2 separate regions of the Homo sapiens genome follow, and region 2 is linked to region 1. Evidence: read pairs that join two places in POLR2A ChIA-PET (ENCODE). Cell type or tissue: endothelial cell of umbilical vein. All regions are shown on one strand. Each heading gives the region's core, and the rest is flanking DNA. Links, peaks and the distances in the headings are about the cores only. Region 1 overlaps UBE2H (ubiquitin conjugating enzyme E2 H). Region 2 overlaps UBE2H (ubiquitin conjugating enzyme E2 H).

The links. ChIA-PET counts read pairs that join two places held together with the same protein. Peaks named below come from ENCODE experiments on the same cell type or tissue, not always from the same donor. Only the 100,000 strongest peaks of a DNase experiment are listed, where the experiment ranks them.
Region 2: POLR2A ChIA-PET joins it to region 1 with 10 read pairs; 5 of 35 experiments call an interaction of 5 or more read pairs at or near these places.

Annotation. Positions count from the first base shown.
Region 1 is chr7:129,914,613-129,922,947 of GRCh38, reverse strand. The region is part of intron 1 of UBE2H (ubiquitin conjugating enzyme E2 H); the gene reads left to right. Among named protein-coding and RNA genes, the nearest start is that of UBE2H, 34 kb to the left of the region's middle. In endothelial cell of umbilical vein, for the core only: no CTCF peak of the experiment used is centred there; DNase peaks (open chromatin) are centred at 3,727 and 6,367; H3K27ac peaks cover 1,511 bases.
Region 2 is chr7:129,847,656-129,855,990 of GRCh38, reverse strand. All of the region lies in intron 5 of UBE2H (ubiquitin conjugating enzyme E2 H), which reads left to right. Among named protein-coding and RNA genes, the nearest start is that of MIR183, 77 kb to the right of the region's middle. In endothelial cell of umbilical vein, for the core only: no CTCF peak of the experiment used is centred there; DNase peaks (open chromatin) are centred at 580 and 2,240; H3K27ac peaks cover 785 bases.

The sequences.
Region 1 (8,335 bases), core at 44-8,043:
CCTGGGCGACAGAGCGAGACTCCTTCTCAAAAAAAAGAAAAAAAAGAAAAATCTCAGATACAAGCCAGGCACTGTGTGTGCACTTGTAGTCCCAGCTACTTGGGAGGCTGAGGCTGGAGGATCGTTTAAGCCCAGGAGTTCAAGTCAGTCTGGGCAATATAGCAAGATCCCCATCTCTAAAACAAAATAACTCAGATACATATAATTAGAATAGTATAAATAAATATCTGTATACCACCCTACTATGTAGACTCAATATTTTGCTATATTTGCTATCTCATATTTTTGGCTGAGCCATTTATAATTTGCAAATACTGTGAGACTTCAGTGTAAATACTTTAACATGCATCTTCAAAGAATAAGGACTGTTTTTCTGGGCACAGTGGCTCATGCCTGTAACCTCAGGATTTTGAGAAGCCGAGGCGGGTGGATCACTTGAGGTCAGGAGTTCGAGACCAGCATGGCCAAAATGTTGAAATCCCATCTCTACAAAAATTAGCCAGGCGTGATGGCGTCTGCCTGTAATCCCAGCTACTCAGAAGGTTGAGGCAGGAGAATCACTTGAGCCCAAGAGGCAGAGGTTACAGTGAGCCGAGATCATGCCATTGCATTCCAGCCTGGGTGCCAGAGCAAGACTCCATCTCAAAATAAAAATTAAAAGGCCAGGCACGGTGGCTCATGCCTGTAATCCTAGCACTCTGGGAGGCTGAGGTGGGTGGATCACCTGAGGTCAGGAGTTCAAGACCAGCCTGGCCAACATGGCAGAAACCCATCTCTACTAAAAATACAAAAATTAGCCAGGCGTGGTGGCTGGTGCACACCTGTAGTCTCAGCTACTCAGGAGGCTGAGGCAGGAGAATTGCTCCAACCCAGGAGGCAGAGGTTGCAGTGAGCCGAGATCGTGCCACTGCACTCCAGCCTGGGTGACAAAGTGAGACTGTCTAAAAAAAAAAAATTAAAAAAGAATAAGGACTTTTCTTACATAAACACAGTACCATTATCACACCAGAGGATATTAATAGTAACTTCAATTATATCATGTAATATCCATAGAGGAAATATTGAAATGGTGAGATGTTTTGTCTAGCCACTTTCAAAGAAAGAAAGCCTGTATTTTTACATTTTAAACAACAGTAATTAGACAAAGTTAGCGCCAAAAAGATTGGTTTGAAACCCATGCAATGTTAGTGGGAAAAATGTTCTCATTCATTCTAATAATTTATGAAGTCAGCTTTTTTTTTTTTTTTTTTTTTGTGACAGAGTCTCTTGTTGCCCAGGCTAGATGCAGTGGCGTGATCTCAGCTCACTACAACCTCTGCCTCCCAGGTTCAAGTGATTCTCCTGCCTCAGCCTCCCAAGTAGCTGGGACCACAGACGTGTGCCACCATGCCTGGCTAATTTTTTGTATTTTTAGTAGAGACAGGGTTTCACTGTGTTGGCCAGCCTGGTCTTGAACGCCTGACCTCAAGTCATCCGCCCGCCTCGGCCTCCCAAAGTGCTGGGATTACAGGCGTGAGCCACCATGCCCGGCAAAATCAGCTTTTAAATTAGGGTTTAAATTTGCTTTTGTAGCTGCATATTTTAAAAAGTTTGCTTGAGCCCAGCAGGTTGATCCTGCAGTGAGCTATGATTGCACCAATGCACTCCAGCCTAGGTGACAGAGTGAGACCCTGTCTCTAAATAGATGAGTCCATTTTTCTGCCCTTAGAAAATATAGAATGATGAGTACAATTGGACCCTCAAGAGTAAAGATCAGAGACAGTGACACAGTCTAGCAGAAAATAATGGTACCTGCTGCAAAGGGTCATTGTTACCAAGTAAGTGAAATTGTGTAGTAGTGGTTAGCACAGTATCTAACACATAAGCACACCAATGTTAGCTTTAAAAAAAAAAATCACGTGTAATATATATTGATTTGGAACTATAAACACCAGGACTTTTTTTTTTTAGAGGCAGAGAGTCTTGATAGGTTGTCCAGGTTGTTCTCAAACTCCTGGCCTCAAGTGATCCTCCCACTTTGACCACCTAAACAGTGAGCCACTGTGCCCGGCCAACACCAGGACATTTTAAAGATTGCTTTTTTTTTTTTTTTTTTTTTTGACTTTTTCTAGTCATTTGTTTATTACATTGTTTTCAATGACAAAATATTTTAAGCACCACAACAAATATGTGGAATAAAATAATGAACAGCATCCATTTCCCAGTTGTCAGATTTTAACATTGTCTTCAGAACTTTTTTTTGAGGTAATAACACCTGAAGTTACACTAAAGCCTCCTGTGATGTCTTTCCTGATTCCGCTTCCCTCCCTGTCTTCTTGAATTGTCATCATACCATTCATGTTTATTTTCTCATATATGTATGTATGTAGTATTTTGTATGTTTATATAAATATACATTTTGATTCAATATTACTTTTAAGATTTATTGATATTATTAGAAGTATTCTAGTAGCTTTACTTCATTTGTTTCCAGTTCATTTATATTGAGTTATATGTGTACCATATTTTTTCCATTTTGTTAATGCACATTTAGGTTATTTCCAGTTTTTCACCGTTATATACAGTGTCATAATTAACATTTATGAGTGTCTTTTTGAGCACATATGTGTTTTTCTGGGATAGTGTTTTTCAAGCCTTTTTTGTTCACTAGACACAGTAAGAAATGTATTTTACATTGATACCCAAAATATGTGTGTGTTTATTTGCATAATGTTCATATATATATGCATAAATATTTACATGTAATAGAAATTATAGTTTTATAAAATATTTACCCTGAAAAAATATTTACGCATACAATGTGAGAGATGCATACTTGAGATATGAATAAATATCCCTTCATTTAAAAATAAGCTGATCAGGACAATATTTGACAAATAATAGTCTAATGTATGTAACCTGAAGCAGAATTGCTGCTTTGACAGTGCTCATTTTCAGCTTGGCGAGAGATGAAAAATATCACTCTTCAAAGTAATTTTACCAAACTCACATTCCCATCAGCAACATATGAGAGTTCCTGTTTATTCATATCCACACCATCATTTATCCAGCTTTCTAACATTTTGCCTATCTGATGGATGTGAAATGGTATCCCAGTGTTTTCTCAGTTTATTTTCTAGTCAAATATTTTTGGTGCCTTCTTTCTGTCAGACCCTGTGCAAAGCAGTAAAGATGGTAACAAGAGAGGTGAGACATGGCTTTCCTATTCTAGGGAGCTTGCATTCTAGGAGAGAGATGAACTTTGTCTCCCAGTGAGTGGCAAAGGGACACACAACGGGGTGCAATGTGCAGCCTGCCTAGGGAAATGGGGCTGTTCCAAGAGATGAAGTTTGACCTTGGTCTTGAAAGATGAGTGGGCATTTTCAGAGAGCTGTGGAGTTGAGGGGCATTCCGGGTGGAGGGGAGGCAAAGGCATAGAGCTGTAAAACCACATTATTCAAGAAACTTAATGAGTGTTCATGACTGTAGAGTCCCAGGATTGGTGAGGCCAAGGAATAAGCAGAGGAGAGCCTGCAGATATGGAGGCAGGTGGAGTTGTATGCTGCCGGCACCAGACTCATTGAAGGTTTTAAGTAGGGTGTTAACAGGAGTTTTATTTTGTTTTTACAAGTCTAGGAATGGATTCTGGTATTAAACGTGATGGTCAATCAAGTTTTTGTCTTAATTTCAGTTTCAAACGCATTAGCTTAGCTGTTTACTATAGTCTTTTTGAAACAGGTAGATAATAGAAATTATTATATTTCCTTTGAACTAGAGTTGGTCATTTTCTATTCTTTCCTAGCATATGACACATTTCCTTTCATCCATGTGCCTTGTTTTTTGGTGCTTTTTTTTTTTTTTTTTTTTTACTTTGTTTTTGTTTTTGAGACAAGGTCTTGCTCAGTTACCCAGGCTTGAGTGCAGTGACACAATCATAGCTCACTGCAGCCTCGACCTCTCGGGCTCAAGTGATCCTTCTACCTCAGCCACCTCAGTAGCTGGTACTATAGGCGTATACTACCACACCTGGCTAAATTTTGTATTTTTTTGTAGAGATGGGGTTTCACCATGTTGCCCAGGCTGATTTCAAACTCCCGGGCTCAAGTGATCTACCTGCCTCAACCTCCCAAAGTGCTGGGATCACAGGCAAGAACCACAGTGCACAGCCTTCTTTCTTTTCTTTCTTACATGTTAAACATATACATAGAGAAAGGGTCTACATTGTATAGGCTGGTTGTGAGCTCCTGGCCTCAAGCATCCAGCCCATGCTCCTTAGTTTTCAGTGGGACAACAAATGGTCTTCACAGGTGTTTTTTATTGTCAAATATGAATAGGTATAGCTTTGTACAGGTTGGTAATTTTAAGAATTTGGATTTTGGGGCCGGGCACTTGAGCCTGACCAACATGGCAAAACCCTGTCTCTATTTTAATAAAAATACAAAAATTAGCTGGGTGTGGTGGCACATGCCTGTAATCCCAGCTACTCAGGAGGTTGAGCATGAGAATCATTTGAACCCAGGAGGCAGAGGTTGCAGTGAGTCTTGATTGTGTTGCTGCACTCCATCCTGGGTGACAGAGCAAGACTGTCTCAAAAAAAAAAAAAAAAGAATTTGGATTTTTTGGACAATGTCTTTCATGAGGATACTTTCAGTCTTTATCTCTTACTCTTGCTACATTGTATGTAGCAAGTATGGATATAGTTAAAAGAACTTCCTTTAGAAAGCTGGAGTGCCTCCTGTTAATCAACTGTATGTGCGTGCATGTATATATAAAGGTGATGATATGAGAGATTGCTTTGGACTTCTTGCAGCTTTTGGCATTCCTGGGCTGCCAGTCCCTTTTTAATAGGAGCATTTGTCTTGCTTTAAGACATGAAAGTTTGAGGCCTGCCAGTGTCTAATAAAAGCAGTTTTTGGAGAGCAAATTACAGAGAGTCGTGTTTTGAAATTCTCAGTGCCTTAAAAGAATAGATGTGAACCATAGCATGGAATAGTAAGCACTTATTCGCGTGTGCATACTTGATACTAGCTTTTGGTGAGAAGTCTCACACTTGTGCTAGTGTTAAGGAGCGTATTCAAAGGTATGTTGGTATGTTCATTGAGATGCAGGGGCAACACTGAGCATTGTGTAGATCCTATTTTTAATTTAGGAGAATCCTATGCAGGTAGGTTAACTTTTTTAAACCTTACAGTTCAAAGTTGTTGTTTTTTTACCCCTCCTTTTCACCTCCCAGTTCAAAGTTTTAATTGTGTTTCCTAGCTCCTTGATATTTAACAATTACATACTTCCCTGCTCTCTCTAAAATAAAGGCTTTTTATTAGTTCAGGATTTAGTCCAGGGAGACCTTTTACTGCGTGAACCATGCTTGAGATGAAAAGAACTAGACAGAAGCATGTATTGCCCAGTGTCCCTGCCTGTGCCCTTTCTTCTCAGAAAACCCTGGCTAGTTGATTGTCTCAGCCTCATGGTCTTTTGTTACCACCAACCTCCCTGCACCCCAGACTCCAGCAGGCACACACACATCTGCACACACACAGTTTAGCTGATGGAGAAGGAGTAGGGATGTGAGGGTGTGTCCTCAGGGTAGGGGCTGGGACTATTTCATTTTCTTTCTGTCTTCAGCAAATGTAATGCATGTTAACACCTTGGCAGTAAAAGTGGGCTGGATCAGTTGGATACAAGGTGACTGTTCTAAAATAAAATGAAAAACAGCATAATCTCGAATTTGTAGGCAACATGTGAGACCCAGCAAATGGAACTTTTTGTTTGTTTGTTTGAGACGGAGTCTCGCTTTGTTGCCAGGCCGGAGTGCAGTGGCACGATCTCGGCTCACTGCAACTTCCACCTCCCAGGTTCAAGCAATTCTCCTGCCAGTAGCTGGGACTACAGGCACCTGCCACCATGCCCAGCTGTGTTTTTTTTTTTTTTTTTGGAGACGGAATCTTGCTGTGTCGCCCAGGCTGAAGTGCAGTGGTGTGATCTCGGCTCACTGCAAGCTCCGCCTCCCAGGTTCACGCCATTCTCCTGCCTCAGCCTCCAGAGTAGCTGGGACTACAGGCGCCCGCCACCACTCCTGGCTAATTTTTTGTATTTTTGGTAGAGATGGGGTTTCACCGTGTTAGCCAGGATGGTCTTGATCTCTTAACCTCTTGATCCCCCTTCTTGGCCTCCCAAAGTGCTGGAATTACAGGTGTGAGCCACCGCTCCCAGCCGCAAATGGAACTTTTGCAGGTGGTTTGGCCATTAGCCGTGTACATGCTTAGAGTGTGTTTAGGCTAGTGGACAGGATGTTCTCTGTGTGTACTGTGTAACCTTGAGGCTTTGCGTCTATTTCTATTTCCCTAGAAATGAAATCTAAAACAGGCTGCTTTCCTTCCCCCTAGCTTTCCAAACAAAAGTAAGGCTTGTAGATGTGAACTAGACTGTTGCAAAGTTCTGGAGAGGATGGCTGTGGTTTGGGATTTGATTTTTGGTAGGCTTTTTTTTTTTTTTTTAATTGTTAGAACTTGAGTGTGATAAATGGCTTCTTTTTTTTTTTTTAAGTGGGAAGAAAATACAAGATCATTAACCACTTGTGCATATTCTATTTCAAATGGCTTAGAAATTTAAAGCAAACTTGTTAAAGTTTGTAGAAGCTGAGTTGTTGATTTCTGTGGTGGATAAAAGCCAGTGCTGTATCTGGAAACTGTTTTCCTGTTTTTCTTAGATACCCCTTGAATCGGATCTGTTTAATGGAAGAGGATTTTTCTGTTAAGCTGGTTATAATGCCGGTTAAACTTTGTGTTTAGGATGTTAAAGTCCTGGAATGAATATAATTACCTGCCTATATAAAAAAAGCTGAAGTCATTTGACGAAAAGTTAACAAGTGCAGGCATGTGAGCTATTTGAAAATTTAAAATGCATCTGAGAGAGCTTTCTAAGATTCAGAGGGTTTTATGGATTTTTTCTGGCTTTTTAATAATTGAACTTTATATGAAATGTACATTTTAGCTAGATGGACTTACGAGGCAGATAGAGGTCAAGGAATTTTTAAATTATAGATTGTCTTTGCATTGCCTTTGGTCTGTTTCTGTATTCTGAACTGATGATTGAAAGAACGATCTGTGGTACTCAACATTTTTATGGATTTTGAGATACAAAGGGAGCTCAAAAGCAACTGCATGCTGGGGATGGTAGGAGTTCTCTTGAAAGACAGGCAGAGTTAGGAGGGTCTGGGCCACTTAGCCCGTTTGCTTTTGCTTTGGCCACAGGTACGGGCAGGCTGTTTTACAAGGAGTTAAAGTTCTGCTTCTAAACAGATGCCTTTCTGTTTCAGTGTTTCTTCCTAGTGCTCTGAAAACCATATGTGGGGAAAATAGTTCGTTCTGTTTAGAGGTTAAGGGTGTTGCCTGCCTGAAAGTACCAGTAGTAGTATTTAGTATTTATTTATTTTTTTGAGACAGAGTCTCGCTCTGTCACCCAGGCTGGAGTGCAGTGGCGCAATCTCGGCTCACTGCAAACTCCGCCTCCCAGGTTCATGCCATTCTCCTGCCTCAGCCTCCCAAGTAGCTGGGACTACAGGTGCCCGCCACCACACCCGGCTAATTTTTTGTATTTTTAGTGGACGGGGTTCCACTGTGTTAGCCAGGATGGTCTCGATCTCCTGACCTCGTGATCTGCCCGTCTCAACCTCTCAAAGTGCTGGGATTACAGGTGTGAGACACCGCGCCCGGCTGTATTTAGTATTTAAATAAAGTGTGAAGAAGCAGGTGAAGAAACCTTCCTACCATTTAACAAGAGGGAGCCAAGCCCGTGGTTTTTGTTGCAGGAAATGTGCTTCTGCCACTCCTTTAAAGCTGTGAAAGTTAATTTCACAGCCTCGGGGAAAGACATTGTTTCCCCTAAAGATCAGGTCTTGAAGTTGGAAGTTGTCATTTGGTCTATAACTTACACTAATGAAAAGCCTCTTAGAGTGCTTACTGTGTGCCAGACACATTAATCATAGTAGTAACAGCTGACATTTGAGCGCATCCTGGGCCGGACATTGTGTTTTTTAGCACTTTAAATATCTTCCTCAGTCCTCAGAATAACTCAAGAGGTAGGTACTGTTTTCTTTTTTTCTGTTTTAAAGATGAAACCTTAGGCCCCTATCTCATGCCAAGTAAGTTGCAGAGCTGAGAGATAAGCTCAGTCTGTATAACTCGGGAGCTTTGACTCTGAACAACTAAATTCTCTATTATGGTACTGATAATTCCCTGGACTGTCTGGCAGAGAGTGTGGTTCTTTATTTCATCAAGGGAGTGGGCTCAGAGAAGATAAGTAATTTACTGTCATAAGCCTTGTGTTGAAACCAGAACTCAAACCTGGGTCGGTTTGA
Region 2 (8,335 bases), core at 218-8,217, 67 kb after region 1:
TTCCCAGCTACTCCATCTGAAATCACACCCCTCCATAGCACAGCACCCAGTTGTATATATATTTTTTAATTTTAAAATTATTTTTTAATACATAGAAACAGAGTTGCACTCTGTTGCCCAGGCTGGAATGCAGTGGTGCGATAATAGCTCACTGCAGCCTTGAGCTCCTAGGCTCGAACAGTCCTCCCATCTCAGCCTCCCCAGTAGCTGGGACTATAGGTGCATACTACCATGCCTGGCTAGTACCCCGTTTTCAATAAGCTTCTAAAACTGGTATTTGTATATTATTTATCTTATCCCCTTGGATTGTAAGCACCATGAGTGAGGACTTTGTCTTGTTCTCGTCTCTCTCTCTCTATACACACGCACACGCACACGTGACTGTAACAGTGCCTGGTGCACAATAAGGGTTCGACTATTTGTTGTCTTAATGAGTGAATTAATCATGTCCAGAACTGTTTAACAAGAGAGTTTTAGGGGAGATGATGGCATATAGTTGAGGCAACAAGAAAGAACATACACTCCGAGCTTGATTAAATGGATTCCTTTTAAGATGGTTTTTTTGGTAAAAATGTCTCATGGCAGGCTGCCTGGAATATCTGATGTAATGATGTGTTTTCTTAAACTACATTCACATCTTAAAAATGTACATATCAAAATACTGCAATCTGGTTCCAATTACAATGAAGTAAATTGATGTTTAGTTTTGCTAAAGCTTTTACCATTGACCAGAAAAGCTTTGTGAAAGATGTTTGCTGACTGTCAAGTACTTCATGTCTCAGAACAGGTTTTTTAAAAAAATAACAGTTTCACTGAATTATAATTCACAGACATGCAAATCACCCATTTAAAGTGTGTAATTCAGTAGTTTTTAATACATTCAGTTATATGCAGCCATCACCACAGTCAATTTTAGAACATTTTCATCACCTCAAAAATAAATGTGTACCCTTTAACTATTCGCCCTAGGCAACCACGAATCTGCTTTTTGTTTCTGTGGATTTGTCTTTTCTGGACACTTCTTAGAAACGTAATTATATAATATGTGGTCTTTTGTGACTGTTTTTTTTTTCACTTTGCATAATGTTTTCAAGGTTGATCCGTGTTGCATGTATCGGAAGTTCTTATGGCTGAATAATATTTCATTGTGTAGATAAACCACATTATTTGTCAGATAATAGACATTTGGGTTATTGCTGTCTTTTGGCTATTATGAGTGTTATAAATATTTGTGCACAAGTATTTGTGTAGACATGTTTGCATTTCTCTTGGGTATATACCTAGGAGTGAAATTGCTGGATAATATGTTTAACTATTTGAGGACTGATAGACTACTTTGTAAAGTGGCCAACATGAGTAAGTTTTCATCACATTTATAAAATGTTAGTGTACTTACATTAGCTTGCAAAGCATTTAATAAGCAGCAAGAGTTAAACCACGTTGGTCCAAGTGAACTGAAAGCAGACTTCTGTGTTACATGTGTATGAGTTACTGAACATGTTCCATAATACAGGAGTGTGAGCACACTAACAGGTAAGTGCAGGAAAACAAGAAGAAATATTTTCAGAGTATAGTCAAAAGTACACTGAGCATGGGAGAATTGTTTTGACATTTTGCTCAAAACTATTTCTGAAGAAAATTCAACATTTCTTTCACGGAAAGTTTTAGGAACAGGTAAATACAATTATATAAAGTACTGGTAGAATATGTTCGTTCAGATGACCTTGAAGTGTTTTTTCAGACTTATCTGAACTTGAGATCTGAACTGAATTTTTATTAGAAACTGTTAAAGCCTCTGGCATTGAAGGTTAGTTCATAATTGGTGAGTTCTGAATCACTTCATTTCCTGCAGTGGTTCCTGAGAGAATCTTAGTTCAAAGGACTGCCCCCGCCAACCCCTGCCCCGCCAAAAAAAAAAAAAAAAAAAAAACTAACACTAAATAACTAATAGGAGAAAGTTGGCGTGTCAACATAAATATTCAACTGAAAAGCAAAAGGCTAAGCCTGGCACCTAAAACTTGTTTCAACACTTTCCTCTGCTGTAGATTCGATGAGGGAGCAGGGAGTGGATTGTGAAATTTCCTGCCATTTACCTTGCCCCAGGACATGTACTGTTCTGTGGGTATACATATTTGTAGCGTAACAACAATTCACAGTTGAAATTTCAGATGTATGTTAATCATAGCCTGATATTAAACAACATTCATGTTAGCAGTAAATTTAGTCCTCTGTCCCCTCACACCCTTCCCCGCCATTGATTTCTGGTAAGCCAGTTGACTCATTGCTTCTGTTCTTATCCTGTTTTCTCTTTGCCAAGTGTATGTGCAATTTGTTTATTCAGAGTTCAAAATTGGTATAATTGTGGTTTACTCACCCAGTAATTTTTAATTTTGTATTATTTAACCTTACAAGAGAGCTAATTATAGTGAGGAATCGGATTAATTTTGTAAGATGCTTGCCATCAGTATGAAGTTATCAAGTATGAAGTTATCTATTGTTATTGTTATGACATTAAACAGAAAGTAGCAGATGACCAAAGTGATTTTGGCTTCCTGCATGATAGCATCTTTTTTTTTGCATCCCTTCCTGCTCTTCCAGACAGCAGTGACAGAAGCTCTGAGAAACATAAAATGTAGCCAAGGGGATCTGGATTTCCATTTCAAAACAAATTAATTTTAAGGACTGATAGGAGAGTTCATTAAGCCACAGGTAGCTTTTTAAGCACTCTTCTATTTTCCAGTTTTCCTTTTTTTCTCCAAAATATATTTTATCTGTAGTTGGCTTATCACCCTGCACTCCTGGGGGCCCAGGTGCCTTCACTGCGATACAGCTTTAATCTCTCTCTCATCCCACCCTTCTGGACCAGGCATGCTTGATCCCTGCAAATGTGTTTCTCTCTCCAGCTTTCATTTTACTCATTCTTTGACTGCCTTCGTAAATTATTTATATGATGGATTAAGTTGTAGGCTGGGCACGGTGGCTCATGCCTGTAATCCCAGCACTTTGGGAGGACAAGGCAGGCGGATCACCTTAGGTCGGGAGTTCGAGACCAGCCATAACCAACATGGAGAAACCCCATCTTTATTAAAAATACAAAATTAGCCAGGCGTGGTGGCGCATACCTGTAATTCCAGCTACTCGGACAGCTGAGGCAGGAGAATTGCTTGAACCCGGGAGGCGGAGGTTGCAGTGAGCCCAGATTGCACCATTGCACTCCAGCCTGGGCAATAAGAGCAAAACTCCATCTCAAAAAAACAAACAAAAAAAAAAGTTGTGGAGAAGTGAGGTGGAAGACAATTTTCTTATGAAATTGGGCAGTTTACATTTTCACTCTTAGGGTTGCTAGCCAGTGGACTAGATACTTCTACTCTTATTTTGCTGGAGAGAAAAATCAACATTTGGGAAAAGTCTTCCCCTAGAGTTATCTGGGGAGTTAGTAACAGGCAAATAAAATTGACTACAACAGAAGGAATACTTCAAGGACTTTGAGATTAGGCAAGAGATACAAATTTTTTTTTTTTTTTGAGACGGAGTCTCGCTCTGTCGCCCAGGCTGGAGTGCAGTGGCACGATCTCAGTTCACTGCGAGCTCCGCCTCCCGGGTTCACGCCATTCTCCTGCCTCAGCCTCCCGAGTAGCTGGGACTACAGGCACCTAAAATTTATTTTACCAGGCATTTAGAAATTTAAAATACAAATTTAACACTTATCCCATCCCCTTTTCAGTTAGATAGTCTGTGAATCTTCCCAAATAATTCAGATTTTGGCAGAAGGTATATCTTAAAATAATGCTTTATGCTGGATTAGTGCATGCTGTTTCCTAAACATTTTAGTGTAACTACACAGATAAGAAATACATGTATGTGTCTTCATGGATGATTAATTGGCCAACTACTATTTGAACAGCTTGAGAACTTCAGTATTGATCTGTCCATGTTGAATCACAAACGTCATCCTGCCTTTGGAACAGCTGGATGTCATTATTTGTAGATAGAGGCCAAGTAGAGCAATTCTGTCCAGTACTATTGGGATAATGTCACCTGTTGTACATAATAAAGAAATGTGCTCAGTTGTGGATTTGCGCTTCAACAGTGCTTAGCTAGCTCCGTAACCAACCTTCTTTATCTGTCTGCTTGGAAATCTTCAGATGAGGTGTATGTGGCTCAGGAGTCTAACTAGTTATATACATAAAAATGGAGTCTTGCTGGCTTTGAACAACTTAGTGGACATTCATTAAAAATACCACACTCACTGGTGGTCAGCTTTAAAACCATGGGGTGGTCCAGGCTTTTTGGATCGTGGGACATGAGCCAGCCAGGGTATGGCTCTGAAAGACAGCCACAGCTATGCTCTACTTTCGTAGGGGCTCTGATTTTAGGGCTTGTTTCATTCTTGATTATATGTAAATGTAACCTTGATTTGTTTTATCTTCATTCACTTACGATTACTGAGTTATAAAGTCTTCCCAGCGTATGGACACTTGGCTTGTAATTGCAGGAAGTTACCTCTTGTTATTCTTTTCTGATATTAACAACTAAATTATTGTCTAGTAATTACAAGCTTGAATAGCGAGTTTTAGTATGACAGCAAGACTATCCAGCTAGCTAATTACACATTAACTGCCCTCATTTCTGGAAGGTTAATAACAAATCCTATTACCATGTTTTAGCTTACAAGCTCTTAAGGTAAGCAGGGTTATAAGGTTTGAACGAGGATGAATTACCTCTAAAAAACACCCAAATAGACGAGAATTGTTTTGAGATTGACAATGCAACAAGAGCAGTGTTTTTGATGAACAAGAGCTTGTTTTCTTCATTGTGATCTATGCAGTAGCACTTATTTTCTTCTGCAACTCTCTGAAGTTTAAATATGTTGGGGGGAAAGGGGCTACAATTAGGCAATGAATGGGAAATTACCTTTTAAGCGGGTTTGGAATGCTTTAAAAACAGTCTATGTCCTGTAACTACACACCTCAGTTTGGTGGCCTGGTAGCCTGGCCCTGAGCAGAATGTGGCTGGTTTTCCCAGTTTCAGCACCCTGCATCCATCTGTCCATCTATCTTTTCTCTTCTCTTTTCTCTTCTTTCTTTCTTTCTCTCTCTCTCCTTTCTCTCTCTCTGTCCCTCCCCCCATCCCCCTTCCCTCTCTCTCTCTTTCTCTCTCTCTCTCTTTCTTTTTTGAGACAGAGTCTTACTCTGTCGCCCAGGCTGGAGTGCAGTGGCGCAATCTCGGCTCACTGTAACCTCTGCCACCTGGGTTCAAGCAGTTCTCCTGCCTCAGCCTCCCAAGTAGCTGGGATTACAGGCGCCTGCCACCGCACCTGGCTAATTTTGTGGTTTTAGTAGAGATAGCATTTCACCATCTTGGCCATGCTGGTCTTGAACTCCTGACCTCATGATCCACCTGCCTCGGCCTCCCAAAGTACTGGGATTACAGGCGTGTGCCACCACGCCAGGCCAGCGCCCTGCATCTTTCATATTGCCCTTTCCCACACAGCACAGGAACACCTGTTTCTAGCTTTGAATACTTAAAAACCAAAATGCTACTACTGAGATTTAAATGTATTTATCATGTATGTTGCAAACATTCTTTGAGTGTTTGAATTCCTACTAATTGTTATTTTTTTCTTTTTTTTTGAGACAAGGTCTTGCCCTGTCACCCAGGCTGGAGTGCAGCGTGGCTCACTGCAGCCTCAACCTTCTGGGCTCAAGTGATCCTCCTGTCTCAGCCTCTCAAATAGCAGAGACTACAGGCATGCACCACCACATCAGGCTAATTTTTTATTTATACTAGAGATGGGGGTGTCACTATGTTGTCCAGGCTGGTCTCGAACCCCTGGGCTCAAGTGATCTGCCCACCTGGGCCTCCCAAAGTGCTAGGATTACAGTCATGGGCCACTGCACCCAGCCACCTTTTTTGAGAGGTGGGAGGAGGGAAGAGTTTGGTGTGTTTTTTAAGCATCCCACTTCTTTTCGGAGGTGTTTTCACCTGTTTCTGTTTTTTTATTTTGTTTTGTTTTGTTGCCTGCATGGCCCTCTTCATTAAGACTTTATCTTTTAAAGATCCCCATGGGCTAATATGAGAAGATATGTGAATCTGCTGAGCTTAGACTTTTTATATATTTTCTCCACACATGAGACCCTCTCAGTCAAGTAATTGTATGAATTCTTTAATATACCTTTTAGTATTTGGTGGCGGGTTATATTATCTTAATTGCAGCTAGTTAGCCTTCAGTAAACTAGGTGCAGCATTGTGAGCCCTGTGGCCAGTTGGGCCTGAGCCACAGCACTGCAGGAAGTCTGGTGGGTTGCTTCAGCTCTCCACCTGTGTGCCCTCAAAACAGGTGGAGAAATGGGCTTTTTGTCACTGAAGTTGAGTTCAAATTAATTGTTTTATTATTTTATTTTATTTTATTTGAGATGGAGTCTTGCTCTGTCACTCAGGCTGGAGTGCAGTGGTGCAATCTTGGCTCACTGCAACCTCTGCCTCCTGGGTTCAAGCGATTCTCCTGCCTCAGCCTCCCAAGTAGCTGGGATTACCGGCGCCCACCACCAAACCCGACTAATTTTTGTATATTTAGTAGAGACAGGATTTCACCATGTTGGCCAGGTTGGTCTTGAACCCCTGACTTCAAGTGATCTGCCCGCCTCAGCCTCCCAAAGTGCTGGGATTACAGGCGTGAGCCACTGCGCCCGGCTCAAATTAGTTATTTTAGAGAATATTACTTTTAATCTCAAAACTGTTTCTTTGAATTCTGCCTGCCTATCCGATTGGTTTTACTGAAGTTTTCCTTGAGGGGCTGTCTGTCATCTTTTAGGGCCCTCTGTTTGCAAGTTTTTTTCAAAAATAACAACTGCTTAGTTGTGTGCAGTGTAGGACTCTTTATAGGTTTTTGACTACTCTTCTTTTCTTGTAGAATTTCACTGTCTTTTAATGTTTACAGACTGCAAGCAGGATAAAATTAAAAATTCAACCATTATTAATATTGCTGCTTTGTAGGAGCTGGTAAAGGAGTAGAAGGTAAAGATCTATTAATTATAGTGTCTAATACACCCTTGAGGAAAATCTGTTAACTCCAAATTATTAAGTACCTAAAGAAATCTGGAGATCTTAATTTATTTGCCCTATTTCAGGCCTTACCAAAAAAAAAAAAAAAAGCTACCTGGTTTTTGTGCATATAGTAGATACCCACCACCACCACCAAAAATAATTGTGGAATGAATGAGATTTCATGGTTGGCTTTATTTTGGGCACATATTGTAAAATTCATGACTTGCGTGGCAGTTCATGACGAATTCAATACAGTTCCTAAAGTCAACCAATGGAATTTTGAAAGGTCAACAGCTGCTTTTCTCTAGTAGTCAAGGATGTGAATAACTTGGGTGAAATTCCCAGGAGTTTCAACTATAATGACCAAAAGTTCAGGGGAAAGAGATCTATGTAAGTCACAGAGGGAATCATCAGTTCTAGACAACAATTGACTTGTGATTTTTGTCCATGTTTTCCTCTAGGTGTGAACAGGATTTTTCTTTCCTTTCCTGTCAGCCCTGTTCCTTATTGAATTACAGAACAGATAAATACCTTAGACAGTAGTGACTATCCCTGTGATTTTCGGCTTGGAAAGCCAGGAGTCCTCCTCCAGAGGGAGAGGGATGATGAAAGAAGTTTGGATAGCATGCTTCTGGAGGATGCAGAATTTTGATTGGCAAATAATCATTGTACATATTCATGGGGTACATAGTGATGTGTTTTTTGTTTTTTGTTTTTGTTTGAGACAGAGTCTTGCTCTGTCGTCCAGGCTGGAGTGCAGCAGCGTGATCTTGGCTTACCGCAGCCTCCACCTCCCGAGTTCAAGCAGTTCTCCAGGTTGCAGAATTTTGATTGAGGGCAAGAGGAACTTATTGTTTGTGGGAAATGACCTAAGTGATTGTTTTAAGGAAACTTTCTCTGATTACAAAGGCGAGAGTATAGAGCCTTTAAGGCCATTTAGTAGATGGCTGCCCTGATCCAGGGCTGGAATGATATATTGGTTTTGACATAGTTACATGCCAGGGGAAATAAAAGAAAAACTAGAGACATTTCTGGGAAACTGAGTGAGTACATGGAAGAAAGGAAGAACACCTAGCCAGATTCCTTCCAGAGGCTTGGAGCCTGAGAGCCAGGGCGTTAGAGTCAACCTACTCCCTTCATTAGGTGAAGGGAATGGGTTTTCAGGAAAATAATCTTAGACATGTAAAGTTTGATAAGACTACAAGACTAGACATATGAAGGACCAGTTATATGGATTTGGTAGTTACCAACATAGACTTCTTATTTTTCTTTCTTTCTTTTTTATTTA